Linked DNA regions of Mus musculus: region 2 is linked to region 1. The links are chromatin contacts, found by Hi-C or POLR2A ChIA-PET in ENCODE. All regions are on one chromosome and are shown on one strand. Each heading gives the region's core, a stretch centred on a gene start or an enhancer-like site at or near the end of the contact. The rest is flanking DNA. Distances are from core to core; before and after follow the strand shown. Region 1 holds the start of 1700042G07Rik (RIKEN cDNA 1700042G07 gene). Region 2 holds the start of Pik3r3 (phosphoinositide-3-kinase regulatory subunit 3).

The links. Hi-C counts contacts between places; a loop is a spot of excess contacts on that map. ChIA-PET counts read pairs that join two places held with the same protein, here RNA polymerase II (POLR2A).
Region 2: a map of heart shows a loop between it and region 1 (6-fold over the local background). The contact joins the promoter of Pik3r3 here to the promoter of 1700042G07Rik in region 1. A Hi-C loop is called at or near these places in 14 of 37 maps with a recorded cell type or tissue (adrenal gland, gastrocnemius, heart and 2 more). POLR2A ChIA-PET finds 5 or more read pairs at or near these places in 4 of 5 experiments (Patski and embryonic stem cell).

The regions. Positions count from the first base shown.
Region 1 is chr4:116,169,578-116,175,683 of GRCm38, reverse strand. It overlaps 1700042G07Rik (RIKEN cDNA 1700042G07 gene), which reads right to left and starts at 2,312. Exons shown (of 2, transcript NM_001099295.2): 1 at 2,055-2,312; 2 at 1,387-1,520. The coding sequence starts at 2,283. The coding sequence ends at 1,477.
Region 2 is chr4:116,217,717-116,223,806 of GRCm38, reverse strand. It overlaps Pik3r3 (phosphoinositide-3-kinase regulatory subunit 3), which reads right to left and starts at 2,199. Exons shown (of 10, transcript NM_181585.6): 1 at 1,394-2,199. The coding sequence starts at 1,499.

The DNA.
Region 1 (6,106 bases), core at 1,063-3,562:
ATGTGTCTGTGTCTGTATACTTGTGAACTTGTGTGTGGGTGTATGTATGTTTATGTCTGTGTAGGGGCATGTTTCCTGCAAAGGGGTGGCTGGGTATCTATTGGATTCTTGTTAGTGCTGATCTCTGTTTATAGATCCGTTTGTCTGGATACATACATATATTTGCTTTTTATGTTATATACCTGTGAGTTACTTATATTTACATGTCCATATTTGTTTATGGACTATGTCATGTGTTTGTATGTACAGAACCCCCTTGTGGACCTTGGACACCAGTCCAGCCACCTTCTAGCTGGTATTAATGTCCAGTAGTTTGTTTCCATCTCAAGGAGCCCAGCACACCCAAGACCCAATGTAACTGTGAATTGTCTGCCCCAGGCCTCCCCTCAGGATCCCACACTCTGGCAAGCTTACAGTAGATGTACTTAACTCAGTTTTCCTCTCACAAGAAACAAATGATGTTAGCCAGGCTTCATAAATCTTAGAGGAGAGGCCACCAAAGGTCTTAGGGATTACCCCCACCCCCAACTCTCATACTAGCCCATGAAAAAAATCAACACTTTAGAGACAAAGACCCTCACAATGTTCCTACCACTAGACACAACCTCATGGAAACCTATTTAAACCCGATGTCACATGGGCATGCATTCAGAAATCCAAATGGAAAATCCCCAGGCCAGACAGAGTGCAACACCCTCCCCTTTTCCTGGGCTCAAACTCAGTCTTGCCCCACCCCCAAGTGCCCCAGCTCAGCTGGCAGTCCTGGAAAACGCTGACCTCAGAGGATGGCTGGGGGTGGGGTGGGGGTGGTGATGGTGGGGATGCTGAAGGTGACATGTCCTCCTCATACACTAACCATTCTGAACACCCCTTTTCCTGCAGGCTGCCCCCTCCCCCTCCTGACCTTCATTCTCAGCTGAGCCAATGCTATTACGGTTTGCCTCTGCCCTCATGAGCACTCCTGGACTCTCACAGCTGACAGCTGAAGCATATTTGGTCATAAAGGCACACTAGCCACATGTGCCATAATGTTCCCATTCTGTCACAGCTAGCAGCCACACCTACACACTGACTAGCACCAGCGTACCTCATTCTAGAGCACTCCTGGGGTTCTGTCTTTCATCCGGTCTCTTATCTGTGCCTTCTTATTCTTTCCAAGACGCCTTGTGCCCATGGGAGTGTCAGGCAGGAGAGCCCCTTATCACAGGGCAGATCAAAATGCTGAGGACAAAGATGGGTTTGTCTGGCTGACCTTGTACCGTTCCTCTACTTCACTGTGGTCCACAGTGATCCTTGCTGCTGTCTCTTAAGTTTTGTCCCTAAGTGGATCCACCTCCAACCCTGCCCTCATGTCCCGCATAGTTGGAGCACTTCAGAATGGGGTAAGACAGCTTAAGCAGAATGGTTGTATTTGCTGTCTACCATCAACAGCCTCTGGAGCAGCAGGTCAAGTGCAGGCCGAGCTTCTGGGCATTTCTAGAGGACCAGAAAGCCCCCAGGTTGACAGAGAAATCTGAGAACTGGAGAAAGAAAAAAGAAGGAAGGGTATTTAAAAAAACAAACAAACAAAAACAAGACCATATGTGGAGGCTGACAGGTAGCACAGTAAAGTGTTAGTCTTTTAAGGATCCAAGTCAATCCAGAACCCGGATGAAAAAGCTGGGCATGGTGGTACACGCTGATCAATGCCAGCAATGTGGAGGCAGAGACACATGGACCCCTCCTGTTAGCCAGCCTGACCTACTTAAAGTCTAGGCTAGTGTCGCCAGAAAAGGCAGATGTCCTTTGGCTTACACATACATGCACACATGCATATATGTACACGCACACAAAGAAAAATAGGCATTTGTGAAAACCCCACTGGCCCCTTGGGCTCACCCCTCCCAACCTCCCCCCAGGCCTTCCATCTCAGTTCCAGGGCTGACATTGTCCACTGAAGCTCTCTTGTCATCTGAGGATGTGTGCTCTCAGGGTAGACTTTCACAGGTTGTCCTTACAGTGCAAAAGCAGGACACTAAGTCACAGATTCTCCACCTCCATACTTCCCCACTAACCTCGAGGTGACAGAATCAATACACTGGTGGTAGTGTCCGTGTCACTGATGTTTGTGGCCTCAGAGGCAGGATTGGTGGCAGTTGGGCCTCGGGGTTTCTGCCGGTATGTCCTGCGGCTACACTTGAACATACTGGGACACCGGCGCCTGGGCCCACCCATCCCTGGCCTTCGGTAGGGAGAAGTCAAGCCCGGAGGCCGAGGGGCTCGAACAAGCTGAGAAGGCCCCATGGCTACAGGGAGCTCCTGAGGGGTTCTGCTGGCCAAGCACTGAATCTCTATGACATATGAAGCCTGCCTAAGGGTGGTGCTCTTTGTTACAGGTTTGTCCCATCCCCCACCCAACCATAGCTCAGACTTCCTCACAATCAGTTCAAGAAGCCTAGCCCAAGAGCCCAGCAACCACAGCAAGATCCCTTGGTGAAAGGAACTTTGGCAGATGGAAACAAATTACTTTTGTTTAAACTCGCCCACATTAACAATACTAAGAACGTTTACTGAGTACCTGCTGTGTGCCAGATACTAAGCTAAGTACTTCACAAATATGATTTCATTGAATCCTACGACAGACCTATGCAGAGATTCTAATGTTAATCTTATTTATAGATGTCAATACTCAGTCTTCGCAGTAGTGGGAAGTTTACTAAGTCACCCTAAACACTGAGTTAACAAATACTAAAGCAAGGTGTAGTAGCACAGGCCTTTAATCCCAGCACTTGGGAGGCAGAGGCAGGTGGATCTCTGAGTTCGAGGCCAGCCTGGCCTATGGAGTGAGGTCCAGGACAGTCAAGGCTATACAGAGAAACCCTGTCTCAACAAAATAAAACAAAAAAGGGGGGCAGAAGCACCAAGGGAAAGTGGGGTATTTAACACAAACATTTCCTCTAAAGTATACCACAGCTTTCTTGTGTGAATTAGATAATATTCAGCACAGCTGGGGCTATTTGGACCAGCACCTTCATCATCATCATCATCACCACCAACAACAACACCCAAAACAAAACAAAAAAAAACCTTAAGAAATCGAATGCAAAATATTGATCGTAATTAGCCTCCTGGGAAAGCATTGGTTTATAAGAGCTAAATCGTTCGTGAGGACAGGAAGTCCTACTGCACAGACCTCAGCTAGAAGTGTATGTTAGGCACTCAGATCCTTTACCTCTGTGCACATGCTCTGTGCGTAATTGCAAAAGTGACACCGACTTGGTCTTGTGACTCTGGATGAATGTAGCGACTGGGTGAACCCAAGGATACGGACGCTAAATAACGAAGCTTAACAGTGTAAGGAAACCGCTTTGGTGAGGCGTAGCCGCAGAATCAGAGGCAGTGAGGGTCTGAAGCCCAGAGTGGTCACGTCCATCTTTTGCTGCTCTAGGCTCATTATTTGTTTATTCAGGATATTCGTTAACGACCAGGACATAGAAGAATGTGAACTCCCAGGGTTCTTCCTGAGATGAAAGAGAAAGCCCTGTGGATGACGGGGAAGAGGCTCTAACCCTGGCTTCCCGGGTCTTGTGGGAGGCCTACAGGAATGACAGTGTCACCCTGCCCTCCAAGAAGCCGAGGATTTGGATTTGCCAGTTTCTCCACACCTTAGGCCTCTGTCTCTCTTCTGTCATCCTTCCTGCACCTTGGGGCCTCACCATGCCCTACTTTGACTTCCTTAACTTTTAGCCACTATTCCTGTGAGCCTCTGTCCTTATTCAGGCTCTGGGCCAAAGTCTCCATCCCGGATCTTCATGGACGTCACTTGCCTGCCTCCTTAGAGATTCCATTAGTGTCTAGGGTAGACTGACAGGTTGAGTTCTGGCTCTACCAGTCACAAGTTATGTGACCCTAACAGGTCCTTTGGCTTTCTGGGCTTCTGTTTTTTTCCCTGTATTTAAAATATGGATTAGCCGGACGTGGTGGCACACGCCTACTCAGGAGGCAGAGGCAGGCGGATTTCTGAGTTCCAGGCCAGCCTGGTCTACAGAGTGAGTTCCAGGACAGCCAGGGCTACACAGAGAAACCCTGTTTAGAAAAAAAAAAGAAAAGAAAAAAAAAAGAAAATATGGATTAAAAAGAAAGTCTAAAATGGTGGCAATATACACCTATAATCCCACCTAAAACCCATGTGGAGGTGGGAGCCAACAGCTTCAAGAGTTTGAGGTCATCTTTAGCTTCATAGAGTCAGTGGATGGCCTATGTGGGACCTACAATCACAAAAATCCCAACCCAACCAAATAAGCAGACAAAAACAACTTAGAGCAAACAGACAAAAAAAACAAAAGTCTATTTTATAGTTTTGTTGTGCAAAAAAACAAAACAAAAAATCCAAAGCATGTTGCACATTTAAGGCAAGCTTTATAGTATAGTTTGGAATGGCTCTGACTGGCTGGACCTCAGAGATCCACATGCCCTTGCCTCCTGAGTGCTGGGATAATGGGTACTGACCACCAAGCTCTGCCCATTTGTTTCAGTTTTGAGATGGGATCTTACCACCTCTTGGCCAGAAGGGTTTTAAGCTTGTAGGATCAAAAGATCTTCTTGCCTCAGCCTCCAGAGTAGCTGCTAATACAGGCATGTCCCACTGGCTTATTACCTGTAATATTATCTGCTTTCTCTGTCTCTACAGTTGCCTCCTTCCAATCAAAAACAACAAACTAAAAAATCCACTTCCGGGCTAGAGAGATGGTTCAGCAGTTAGGAATGCTTACTGCTCTTGCAGGAGACACCCAGCACCTCCAGGTGATACTTTCTTTTGACCTCTGTAGGCACCTGCATACATGTGAATAAACACACACACACACATGAACACACACGCACTCACCAACACAAATAAAAACCCACTTCTTTGGGTGTAGTGGCACAAGCCAGAAATTCCCCCACTTTGTGAGGTAGAGGTAGAAGAAAGACCATTGCAAGTTCAAGGTCAACTGAGGCTACATAGTGAGTCCTACACAAGCCAGGGTTCCATGGTGACTCCGTTTCTCAAGAAAACAAAAGTAGTCATAAAAATCAATCCACTTCCTCAAGTCAGGGAACGTAGCTCAAGCGACAGGGCATTTGTCTCTGGTGTGCAAAGCCCTGGGTGCTGTCCCTAGCAGGACACACACATACCATCTCTCTCCCATCATCATCCCTCCCCTAAATCCATCCCATAATCACGCTAGTAGTGCTCTCTGCTCTGACCTCTTAGTGCTCCTTGTTCTGAGTCAACTACTCTCTTACACAGACCAGGAAACGGAGACAGAAAAACAAATCTCGGCAGAGTAGTGGGGTGGGATGACACATACCTGGAACTCTAGCATTAGGGAGGCTGAGGCAGGACGACCAAGAATTCTAGTTAGTTGGGTGTGGCGTTTCACAACTGCAATCCTAGCGCTTGACACAGTCCTGCTTCAGCTGTCCAAGTTTGAGGCAAGTCTGGAACTACAGAGTGAGACCTCTTCTCGAAAGAAATAAAGCCAGGTTGGTGGCTCACACTTATGATCCCAGCACTCTGGAGACAGGATCAGGCAGGTTTCTGAGTTCAAGGCAAGTCAGGAGCTCCAGAACAGCCAGGTCAATATAGACCCCTCCTCCCCCCACCCCCAACCCCCCCCACACAGGATAAATAAATAAATAAATAAATAGGGGCTGGAAAGTTGGCTCAACCATTAAGAGCACTTGCTGCTCTTCCAGAGGACCCAGTTTGATTTCCAACACTTACAGGATTCCTGTCTGTAACTGTATTTCTAGGAGATCTCTTTTCTTCTAGCCTCTGGACAGGGTGCACAGAACAGACACACATGCACACAAAACATTCATACATGTTAAATACAATTTAAATTTAAAAATAAATAAAATGGGGCTGGAGAGATGGCTCAGCGGTTAAGAGCACTGACTGCTCTTCTGAAGGTCCTGAGTTCAAATCCCAGCAACCACATGGTGGCTCACAACCATCCGTAATGAGATCTGGCGCCTTCTTCTGGAGTGTCTGAAGACAGCTACAGTGTACTTAAAGCATATAATAAATAAATAAATCTTTAAAATAAATAAGTAAATAAATGAATAAATAAATAAAAAAATG
Region 2 (6,090 bases), core at 950-3,449, 48 kb before region 1:
AAACGGAGACAGTACTAAGACAAAGGAAAAGAGAAAAACTCTTGGTGGTCACTAGGAGTTTTCCGAAAAGGGTCATTCAATACTGTTATTACTTTCTAATTTCCGAAAAGGGTCATTCAATACTGTTATTACTTTCTAAGGCACCATTTAACACTATCACTAATTTTTAAAGAAGATAATTTGCCACTCACAAGGATGCAAAAATAATTGCTACTACCTTCTACAAGACATTTATACTCCATTATACTTGCATGGACTCCATTCCTTTCAAATGTTTCCAAAAATATATAGTCTTATAAAAAGCAAGGTTCTCTAATGAGAAACACTTTATTCTGTAGGTTAACTATAACACAGTTTAAAAGGCAACCAATTTATCCTCAATTAAAAACAAAGAATCACAAAGGCCCTCTGCTTATTTAAAATCATTACATAAAGCACCATCTATAAATGCAAAGAGGGTTTGAATATCTGACAGCTATAATAACCATAAAATGAGGCACACTTTAAAGAACAAAAAAACTTTGTTTTGTTTTGTTTTCTCCTTCACTGTGAGAAACACAAAATAACTCTAGTGGCCTCAAAGTCCTCAAATAAAAATATATTTATATGTACAATTCACATGTACATATATAGAAACCTATCACAGATATGTATATATCCCATTCACGGGAAAGAGAAAGATTCTTTATTTTTAAGAGTCGAAATTATATCAATTCTACCCCCCAAATTAAGTTAAATCACCATAAATTAATTAACGAGTAGTAAAATACTACATGCAGACCTAAGAAACTATATGCATAGGAGAAAAAAAGCCTCAGACTAAGGCCATGAATGAATAAGAACGCACAATCCCTGAAAATCACTAACCGGCATTTGGTTTCTATGAGAGAAGCACGGAGTCTCAAAATGAATAATCACAAAGGCAACTCAGTTTCTAAAGTTAACCAAGGTAAAATAACAACGAACCATAGCAGATAACTGCACTAAAGTATAAGCTTTAAGGAATCGCCACAAAGGGAAATTCTTCAAGCATGGATTATAATACATCCCTTGCCAGCAGAAATCTTGATTAAAAAAAAAAAAAAAAGTGGAGGGCCGTCAAAACCCTGAATGACATGCAAAGGCCAAACCAAAACGGGTCTTTCCTCCCACTCCAGTCCCCCCGCCCCCACCCCCTCAGGACAATGGGATCAGGGTCCTAACTGCAAACTTTAAAGGTGTAAGCCAGAGCAGTTTTACTGCAGCTATAACTGCAATCTACCCCTCATCCCGAACCTGGCGCACCCAAGAATACTTCTGGCCTGAAAACGTCACCGGGGTTTTGTTAAGCACAAATCAGACCCATCCAAAAATTTTAAAAAATAATAAAAATAACAAGTTTGCTCTCAAATACCTGGAGGATCCATTTCAATATAAAATATCAGTTCTGTCGAATAGGGCATCATCACCTCCCTCCAGTCTGCGTCATCGCGGTCCATACTCCACACCGTATTGTACATCGCGCTGTCAGGGGCAGGTCGTCGGGAAATATATAAAAAGCATATATATCTTTTATCTGATATTTAAAATCTAAATATATATTTGCAAAAGTTCCACACGGAAATGTACTTGGGGGTTTCCAACGGCCAGTACAAGTCCAGCCAAACTACTAGGATGAGGACAAGGTCCTCCTCTTCTCTCCTCCTAAAGCACCCAACAAAATACCCCGAACTTTCAAGCTACGGGGTTTTTACCTCAGAGGGTTACAGGGAAGCTCGGAAAGCAAAGAGCAGTGGTGTTAAAAAGCAGCTTCCCGAAAATCCTTCCTACACAATCGCTCTCCAAAGGGAAAAGCTCCCACCGCCTCCTAATCTTTCAGCGGAAGCCACTTTTGTGTCCTTCGGAGAAGAGAGAATGGAGAGGAAGGGGGAAAAAAGAACGCGTTGGGAGAAAGCTGGGGAAGTGACAAAGGCTTGAAAAGGGGGTTTGCGTTCAAGTTTCGGGGTCCCACTGGTCTGCGGAGAGCGATTCCCTCTGGGATTGGGACTCGGGCTCTATTCGCGTCAGGCTGGGAACCCAAGCTTCCGCAGCTTCGGGATGGCGACCCCTTGGAGAGTCCAGTCAGCTCGACTGTGCCCGAGTAGTAAAGGTAACCACGACAGCGCCGGCTCCCCTCACGCTCTGCCCTGGCTCCAACCACTAGAGTTTCATTTTAACTGCGCTGAGGGGACCTCCTCCCCCGCCCTCCCCCCTTGCCACCCCCGCTGAGGCGCCAACCAACCGGGCAGGACAGGAGGAAGAGCCGGTAGCTCGACTGTCCTTTCCACTCCTTTGCACCTTAACTGCAAAGATTGTCAAGTGCCTAAGAAATGAAGACTGCCACCACCCTCCGCTTCGACTTTTAACTCTCCCCGTCAGCCTGCGAGACTCGACACTTTAATCAGACTTTGCCATTACCCCCTAGCCTCGCTCAGAATGGTACAGTCCGGGCGCTGGCCGCTCGCCAGGAGTCGGAGCCGGGCGCACGCGAGCTCCTCCAAGAGTGGGGGGCGGATGGTGATTGGCTGAGCCCGGTTGCCGGAGCCCGAGCCTGCGTCTTTTGTCTGCCCTGCTCCAGCTGAGGAGCGGAGACGGCTGCGCGCCCCAAGCGAGCCAATCAGGAGATAGCCGGCGCCGGCCGGTAAGGCGGCGATTGGTCGGACCTCAGTTACTAAGCGGGACAAAGGCAGAGGGGAAAAGAAAAGAGGAGGAAGAAGAGGGGGTGTGGAGAAAGAAAGAAGGCGCAAACGGCGGTTACTGACAGGCTGGGCGAGCGCTCGGGGGCTCAAGCTGCCCGGAGACTGGCGGGGCTTCCCGCTGTGGCTCGGTCCTCCCGGACGAGTGACGAGGGGGAGAACGGGCTGGCGCGAGACTCTTCTGCCTGGAGACTAGCTGCGGGGGGAGGGGAGCGGCGGCAGCGGGGCGTGCTGTCACTTGGCGGGGCGCACACTCTTCTGCTCCATTGGAAGTCTCTGGGCAGAGTTCCTCCTCACAAACCTCTTCACCTTGCTGCGTTCGCCCTCCCCTACCCCGGTGTTAAATCATCAGATACAGCAAAGGTCGCCAAGCCCACTTGCAGGACTCTCTGTCCAGACAAGATCCCCATCGTCCCCCACCCCACCCCCCCCACACACACACTCCCTGAGGGTACCTGAACCTTGAATGTTCCTTGGGGAGTCATCCCCCCCCCCCCCCGCTACTCCGCTTCACACTGAAGGACTTTAGAACCCATAGTTACGCTCAAGCAAAGAGTGAGGCATCTCATCGAGCCCTCCAGTTCTAGTACTCAAATCAGAAAATAAAGAAATAAGAATTAAATAGATTTTTTAAATTACAGTGTCTGTGTGTTTTCTGTGGTAAGTCACAGGTGTTGCATTCCCCTACCAAAAAGGCGCTTTTCTGTTTCCCACTTCCTAACACACAGGTCCCTCCTTCCAAGCTTAAAGTTCTGAGACTTGCTTCAGAAAAAATGCTGAACATTTTCATGCATTTCAGAAACAGCTAATTAACTTGCTGGGGAACCCTGAATAGCTAACCTGTGCCTAGAATTGCCATCCTGCCATACAATACAGTCTGAGGAGGCCAAAACGGCTGTTTCCTCTTTACACTGGAGTAACAAAGCCCATTGTGTTTGAGTTGACAACCTGATTTAAGCTTGAGCAAAACCTATCCTCAGTAGCTCTGTGTATTGACTGGCCTCTAGAAGGGTCTCCACTTTTAATCCTCTACCTCCTAAAGGGTTCTGCCTTTCTTGTTTTGTTTTTTTGTTTGTTTGTTTTTGTTTGGTTTTTGTTTTGCTTTGTTTTGTTGAAACAGGATTTCTCTGTGTAGCCCTGGCTATCCTGGAACTCACCCTGTAGACCAGGCTGGCCTCAAACTCAGAAATCCGCCTGTCTCTATCTCCCAAGTGTTGGGATTAAAGACATGCGCCACCACTGCCCAGCTGGGTTCTACCTTTTCTTAAAAGTGCTCTGAGTTAAGCCAGTCACGGTGGCTCATTCCTTTAGACCCAGCACTCTAGAGAGAGAGGCAAGCAGATCTCTTGAGTTCAAAAACTAAGTCTGAGGCCAGCCTAGTCTACAGAGTTAGTTCCAAGGTAGCCAGGTCTACACAAGGAAATCCTATCTGGAAAAAAACAAAAAAGGGGGGGGGGGGGAGGGTGTGTGTGTGTGTGTGTGTGTGTGTGTGTGTGTGTGTGTGTGTGTGTGTGTATGTGGGTGTACTGAGTTGAAACAGGCCCAGGAAACAGTCAAAATCAAAATGTGTACAAACTGGATACAAAGTAAAAGGACAAGAATTCAGAAAATACAGAGAGGGTAAAGCACTAAGGAAACAAATTAGAGAAGCACACTAGAATTCTTTTAGAATCCTGGAGATGCTTTCTTTTGTCTCTTCAGTTGAAATGTATTTCAAAAGCTAAGCAGCTCTGGGGCAGGGCTCATTAATTTTAATCTCCTGAACTGCTCCTTCAGGTAGAAGATGTTAGAAGAACAACTCTAATTTGTGGCTGGCTTCCCAGCAGTCTGTACTTCACCATATCTGAGTGCCAAAAGTATTCACATTAGATAACTCAAAAGGCTGAGCAGTCAGTCAAGGGCAAGTTGGTATACACAGGTGTCCCTCCCTGTGCATTCCCAAAGAAAATGAGACTAAAGAGACAAAAGTGTGGAAAAGATAATAATGGCTTTTCATGTTTCCACAGCAACTTTTGCCTGGACCGAGCTTGACCAGTTAGTGATGGGTTTCCCTTTCTGATACACAGAGTAGTCACCCAGGCCTTACCAATATCTAGGGTTTATCAGGACAGGGTGAAAAGGTAACACAGCAGAAGTCTAATGATCAAGGTTGATCCACGGCATTCAAGCAATTGTGCTGGATAGAGAAAGGAACTTCAATTAAAAAAAAAATGTCTTTAAGCCACCCCAGTGGTGGTCATACCTTTAATCCCAGTACTCAAGAGGCAGAGGCAGGTAGATCTCTGAGTTGGAGGGCAGCCTGGTGTATACAAAGTGAGTTCCAGGACAGCTAGAACCACACGGAGAAACATTAGCTCAGAAAAACAAAACAAAACAATAACAACCACAAACATTTTCATAAGATAGGCCTGTAGGCAAGCCTGTAGGGAATCCTATTCATTTGTGGTGGATGTAAAAGGGCCCGGCCCATTGTTGGTGATGCCATCTCTGGATTGGTGATCCTGGTTCTATAAGAGAGCAGGCTAAGCAAGCCAGGGGGAGCAAGCCAATAATCAGCACGTCTCCATGGCTTCTGCTTCAGTCCTTGCCTACAGGTTCCTATCCTGCTTGAATTCTTCCCCTCACTGCTTTTGATGATGAACCGTTCTAAGGAACTGTGAGGAAAAGAAACCCTTTCCTCCACAAGTTGCTTTTGATACTGATGGTTCATCACAGCAATAGTAACCCTAAGACTGCAATAATTCAATCTTACCACCAAAAAGTGAATGATCCAAATCTCCAATTTAAATAGACCTTTACATAGGAGATTTCCAAGGGATGAGTGGCACAAGAAGCTATGATGATGTCCAGAAAGAAAACATTCCCTTTAAGATGGGCTTCAGTCAGCGTCCTACCATGGTGGGAAGTGCCTATCACAGGATGTTGGCTTTTCTTTCAGTTAAGAAACAGAATCAGTCCCAGCACTTGGGAGGCAGAGGCAGGCAGATTTCTGAGTTTGAGGCCAGCCTGGTCTACAAAGTGAGTTCCAGGACAGCCAGGGCTATACAGAGAAACCCTGTCTCGAAAAACCAAAAAAAGAAAAGAAAAGAAAAGAAAAGAAAAGGAAAGAAAAGAAAAAGAAAAAAAAAGAAAGAAACAGAATCAAGGTTCTGATTCATGGCATTTAACTGCCTTTGGCTCTTTGGCAAAGGTTAAAAAAAAATGTTAGCTCTGGTGTTCTGGACCACTTCCATACTGCAGGATTATATTTGGCCTGACTGTGGATTAAATTCAGCTTTCAGAGCTCAAACTTCTGGGTCACAACCTGCTGCTTTGGGAGGTGCTTTCTTCTTCCTTCTCCTCCTCCTCCTCCTCTTCCTCCTCCTCCTCCTCTTCT